Regions from separate parts of the Mus musculus genome. Here region 2 is linked to region 1. A link is a contact called in ENCODE Hi-C data. All regions are on one chromosome and are shown on one strand. The core of a region is the stretch at or near the end of the contact, and the rest is flanking DNA. Distances in the headings are between cores, read along the strand shown.

The links. Hi-C counts contacts between places; a loop is a spot of excess contacts on that map.
Region 2: a map of T-helper 17 cell shows a loop between it and region 1 (24-fold over the local background). The contact joins the enhancer-like site here to the promoter of Efnb3 in region 1. A Hi-C loop is called at or near these places in 3 of 37 maps with a recorded cell type or tissue (T-helper 1 cell and T-helper 17 cell).

The regions. Positions count from the first base shown.
Region 1 is chr11:69,558,981-69,561,680 of GRCm38, forward strand. Efnb3 (ephrin B3) reads right to left here and starts at 1,257. Exons shown (of 5, transcript NM_007911.5): 1 at 712-1,257. The coding sequence starts at 833.
Region 2 is chr11:86,892,057-86,894,756 of GRCm38, forward strand. No RefSeq gene overlaps it. Among named protein-coding and RNA genes, the nearest start is that of Gm33742, 25 kb to the left of the region's middle. Within about 2 kb of position 1,343, at least 2 of the 3 ENCODE cell types and tissues checked have a DNase peak (open chromatin) inside an H3K27ac peak, as active enhancers do.

The DNA of each region.
Region 1 (2,700 bases), core at 7-2,506:
GTCCCCGATGGGAGAGTTTGCGGTCGGTCAAGATGACTGGAGAGGCCAGTGGCACCCTCAGGACTCCCAGTGGCAGGAGAGAAGGAGGGGGCTTTGAGGGGCCTCCAGAAAGAGTCCACCAAACCAGGAAGACAGGACCATGTTCTAGTTGCCAAACTGTTCAACCAAAGGGTCAACTAGTCCTCTGGCTGTGAACACCAGTTGGGAACACAGACTGAGAGTCAAGGAACCTTGGGTGGGTTGTTCTATAGCCCCAAACTGAACCCCCTTCCCCCTCATCTGCAACACCGAGTGCCTCCTGGGAGCTAGGTGTCCCTGCCCTTCTCCTCAGTGCCTCAGCAGCACCCATTCAGCACCTCTCTCCCGAGAGCTGACATTAACCAGGCTCCCTTCAACGCAGATGACACAGGTCTCCTCCAGAGCCAAATAGCCACTCCATTGCCCTCCCCCTGCCCGTGAACTTTATCTTTGCCCCTTTAAGATCTCCCAACTCCTGACACATGGTATCACCACCCACAACCAGCTCTGTGAGACTAGGAGTCTGGCTCTCAAGATCATTGCTCTGTCTTGTAACCTGTCACCTCACCTCAGCGCTACAGCAAGCACCCTTCTGCCAGCCCCCTCTCAGCTCAGAATCCTAGCCCGGTTAGTCTCAAAGCTTCCATATCCCTTATCCATGGGACTGGAATCTCCTCAGTCCCAACCACTCACCTCTTATTCGCCGAGTTCCAGTAGACAGGCTCCAGGCTGAGTCCAGATACCAGCCCCGCAAAACCTAACAGCAGCAGGGCCCCGACTTGCACACCCCCTGGCCCAAAATGGGGGGCCCCCATGACCCTACCAAGGCCTGGGGGCGGGGCACCAACTCCCCCAAAGTCTCTCACCCCCAGGGGTGGCTACCACGCTGTGGAACCCCAGTCACCCTGGTGGGTGGCTAGTCACCCCCAGCTCCCACAAGGACCCTCTTTTCTGCGATGCTTGCTCCCCGGCTCCAGAGCGCTCAGCCCCACAAGAACCCTTGCAGGGGCCGTCTGCAGGCGCCTTACGCGCCCCCGGCCCACGCGCCGCACCTCGGGATTTGTGCGCCCCGCTACGTGGGGGACATGGGGAGCCGAGGGCCGGGCGGGGGCAACATGAGGCGCCGGGCAAGGGAGCGAAGAAGGAGACACCGAGCTGGAGCCCCAGCCTCGCCGGGATTGAGGGCAGCGGGCTAAGGGAGGAAACCAGTCCCGAGCCCAGGAGGGGGGAGTTAAAGGAGAGGCGGGGAGGGGGAGAGCATGGTGGAGGGAAAAACCGGAGCTGGAGCACAGTCGGAGCGGGCGTCGCATCCCGCGGCCCACGCCCCCCACACCTCCCTCACCTCGCACACCTCCCGTCCGCCACCCCGCCTCGCTGCCCGGCGCGGTCTCTCACGCCCCCTTTGTCTCTGGCAGTGTCCGTCTCTGGCTGAGTTTCTACTTGCTTTCCTTCCTGCCCTCCGATTGCCCGAGCGTTTGGAATCTTCCTCGCTAGCATCCAGAAAGGCTCTTGCCCTCTCCACCCCGAAAAAACCTTCCCCCTTTGCTCCCCGCAGCCTACTCCTCTCCCATTCCAAAACAACACCGCGGCTTTCCAGGCGGTCTGGAGAGGATAATGATAACCTTGAAGGCTAGGCACTTCACAAAGTAACGCTAAGTTGATGGGCTACCTGTGTGAAGTGGGAGGGGGTAGAGCTATCCAGGTTGAGAGGGGACCCCGTGACTTGCCCAAGGTCACACGGGGAGTTTAGGAAAACCCCGAAGACACAATCTAGGCTGCTGAACTCCCCCTTTCCTGGGGTTCATTTTGTCACGGTTTCTTGGACCCTTTACTGTTTTCTGTGGATTAGACGAAGAGACCAGGGAGTAGTAAATTTTGGCCCTTCTTGGGTGATCACGGAGAAAAGTATGACTGGGAGAGGAAAGGGGGTACCTATAACCCCAAAGCAGCAATCCACAGGAAAGGCTGTTTCCAATTATCCTGGGGGAAGGGAGGAGCTGCCTTCTTGGGTGTAAGAAGCAAGGCTTTCAGCACCTCCCGGCAGGGGCGACATTCCTCTCCTTCCAGCCCAATCCTCCACAGGCTGCTCCTTTCCCTTTGACTGTGGTCCCCACCATGGCCCCGTTGACAGCATCTCTTCAAAGACTCTCATTCTGGGTATTTGACAAGGTGTGTGGGGAGGAGGGAGAGTGGACAGATGGAGAAGCACGAAGAACTACCGAGCAAGCCCCTTGCCCGAGCGTGCGCCGCAGTCTAGAGGGAGTCCAATAAGAAGCAGCTGTTTTTCTGTTTGCTCCTTCCTGTGTGTCCTTCCTTTGCCTACTGGGGTGCAGTGGGACACCGTGTCTTGCACCCTTCTCTTCTGCAGCTGCATGATAGTAAACAGGGCGGTGTGCAGCCATCAGCACTGACTTGTCTGTCTGTCACTGTCTGCTTAGTCTCACAGTCACACTCAATCGTCTGCCACCCCTGCTCAGGCCAGCTCACTCTGACCCCTGATGCAGCCACCTCAGGAGTGAGATTTTAAACAGGTTTGCTCCTCAGTTTACCAAGTTGCCTAGCAACCACACAGTCAATGGCATGAGACCCCACCCCCACCTGCTTGACTTCACACCATGCTCAGCACCTCATTGGCTCCTGCCTGGTCCCACCCCTCAGCCCCTTGGTTTTGGGAACAATATG
Region 2 (2,700 bases), core at 93-2,592, about 17 Mb after region 1:
CAGGCTAGCCTCAAAATCCGCTGAACTCAGAAATCTGCCTGCCTCTGCCTCCCGAGTGATGAGATTAAAGGCGTGAACCACCATACCTGGCACTATTTGACTCTCTTAAGATTATATTTTTGAAGGCCGAGTAGCAAGTCCAGGGGACTTCAGGAACAAACACGTGTGCTAAGGTCCTCTTGTCTCTCAGTGGCTGTCTCTAATCCCATCAGAACAGAGCAGTGGGTTACTCCTTCCTCAGTGACGCTCCCATCTGCCACAATTCTTCCTCTCTTATCCTTAATAAACCCTAACACATATGCATTTGCTCTGCTAGAGAGAGTGGGGGGGTAGGAATCACTCTTTTAAAATAACGCAGTCTTGGTCAAAGAGTCAATATTCAGTGGAAATAGTTCCCTTTGTGAAAATTATCTTAAACCAAGTTCATATTCAGACAGCCTGGACAGACTAGCCTAGGCAGCTAGGGCAGACTCGTGCCACCGCTGGGGATTTTAGTGACTTCAGTCAGCTAGTGTTAAGTCTCTTGAACTAGACAATGGCAGCCCACAGGAGGTTGTAGCACCAGGTGTGGGGCTTCACACCATTAACCCCAGCATGCAGGAGGAGGCAGAGGCAGGTGGATCTCTGAGTTTGAAGCCAGCCTGGTCTACAAAGCAAGTTCTAGGACAGCCAAGGCTACCCATAGGGAAAAAGACAGACAGACAGACAAGTAGGTTGCATTAGTCAGCAAGTTCTCTAACACAGAATTATGTCCCCAAACTTCTTTTTACTTCTTATTTTGAGACAAGGTGTCACTAAGCTGCCCAGGAAGGCCTCAAACCTGACATCCTCCTGCCTCAGCCTCCTGAAGAGCTGGGGTTACAGGTCTATATTGCTGGGTCTAGCCAATAACTGCTTCTGAGGTTAGTGGATGAATACATTCAATGTTTTTTTTTTTTTTTTTTTTTTTTTAAGCAGCGTGTGACATATTAACAAAGTAGCTCTCTGTAGACATCTAGGTCTGACCATCCCAGCTAATAAGTCTGAGCCAAGGCACTTCACACATTCGTCCCCGTTATCTAGCATTTGCTTGCCTGAGACCACATGCCTTGAAAGGGTCTTGTTAGTGTGTCACGATTCCAGAACACAAATAGCCCTTGATCCAAGTTTGTGGAGTCGGCCTTGGAGCTAAATATGCCTCACTGACATGTTTTATTTGGCCCACAGAATGCTGCCTCTTTTTTTTTTCCTTTCTTTCTTTTTAAGCTACATTAGCTGCCAACACTTCAAAAGAAAGAGACTTCACGGAAGAACCCAGACTCCCAGCTCTTTAGAAACTGAAAGATCTGGTAATGCAGGTGCGCGGTGTCGTTAAACTCATAACCACCCATGGCTCCGCAGCTGTTGCCTCCTTAGCTGAGCCGTGTGTCCTCCTCCACCACAGCATCCACCGCTCCTTCCATCCTGATCCTTTCTGTTCCCAGGCAGGTATCCTGTATGCCTAGCCTTTCCGTAGCCATTTGTACTTAAGATCCTGTACTGTGGTGGGGTGTCATGTGCTACCGAGGCCCCTAACCTCCAGCACTAGCTGGTAACGCTACTGTGTCTCATCTCCCTGCTTGAAAACAGATGTGCACACAGGTATGGTGGCACATTCCTGTAATCTCAGCAGCTGGGCACCGAGGCAGGAGAATCTCTGTGACTTCCAGGCCAGCCTGGTTTACATAGTGGAGTTCTAGAGCTACATAGTGAGGCCCTGTCTTGGAGGAGGAGGAGGAGGAGGAGGAGGAGGAGGAGGAGGAGGAGGAGGAGGAGGAGGAGGAGGAGTCAAGGCACAAAGGCTTGATTGCGCTGCGTGAGACCCTGTCTCAAATAAACAAATCATTATTTAAAAGGATAAAACTGGAAAGGCTGGCAGAGCTATCTGACTGGCACCTGCTCTTTCCTTTTTCTAACAAGCCTCCCTTCCCATCAGCTCCATCCGCCCACCTCATTGCCAGGCTGTTATTTCCCTTAAACCTAGGGTACCTTCTTCCCAGCTCCCCCCGCTTCCTTCCTCTCTCAGTAAACAAGCACGTTGGTCCCCCTCTGCCTTCAGAGTTTTACCGTTAATCACGGCGGGGGAACAGACAGGAAATAACAACCGGGACGTGGCGAAGTTTAAGACGACTTGCCAGTCTTAGTCACAGCCCTGGTGCCCTGAAATGAGCGCACCTGGAAGAGCGCTCCTCCCTTTGCGAGCCTCTCAAAGCAGGTAGGATGGGCAGAGAGGGGCTGTACAGTGCCGCCGAGAACAGCGGGAGAAGCCCTGCCTTGACTGGGAGCAGCCGTTAGGTGGCAGCACAGGGCACGTCTTTCCAGGTCTTTCCACAACGGATGGGCCAAAGTGAGGCACCGAATTTTCTAGGAAGGGATAACCTAGAACCATATCAGGGCAGGCATTTGGGCTGAGACCAGCGAAAAGTGAGTCAGCCAAGACTCCCCGTGACACCGTGCTGTCTGGCAGCCAGCTGGGGCACGCGGGTGTCTGCTTCCTCTGGTAGAAGATTCTACGGCAGACCTTAGGCCCAATAGAATATTTTCACCCTGACATCTAGATTTTAACTTTTATTTTAATGTTTTTTTCCCTCTCTCTAGTTTTGTTTTTTGTTTCTTTGAGATAGCATCTCATGTAGCCCAGGCTGGCCTCAGACTCCCTCTGTGATCAGGAATGACCTTAAA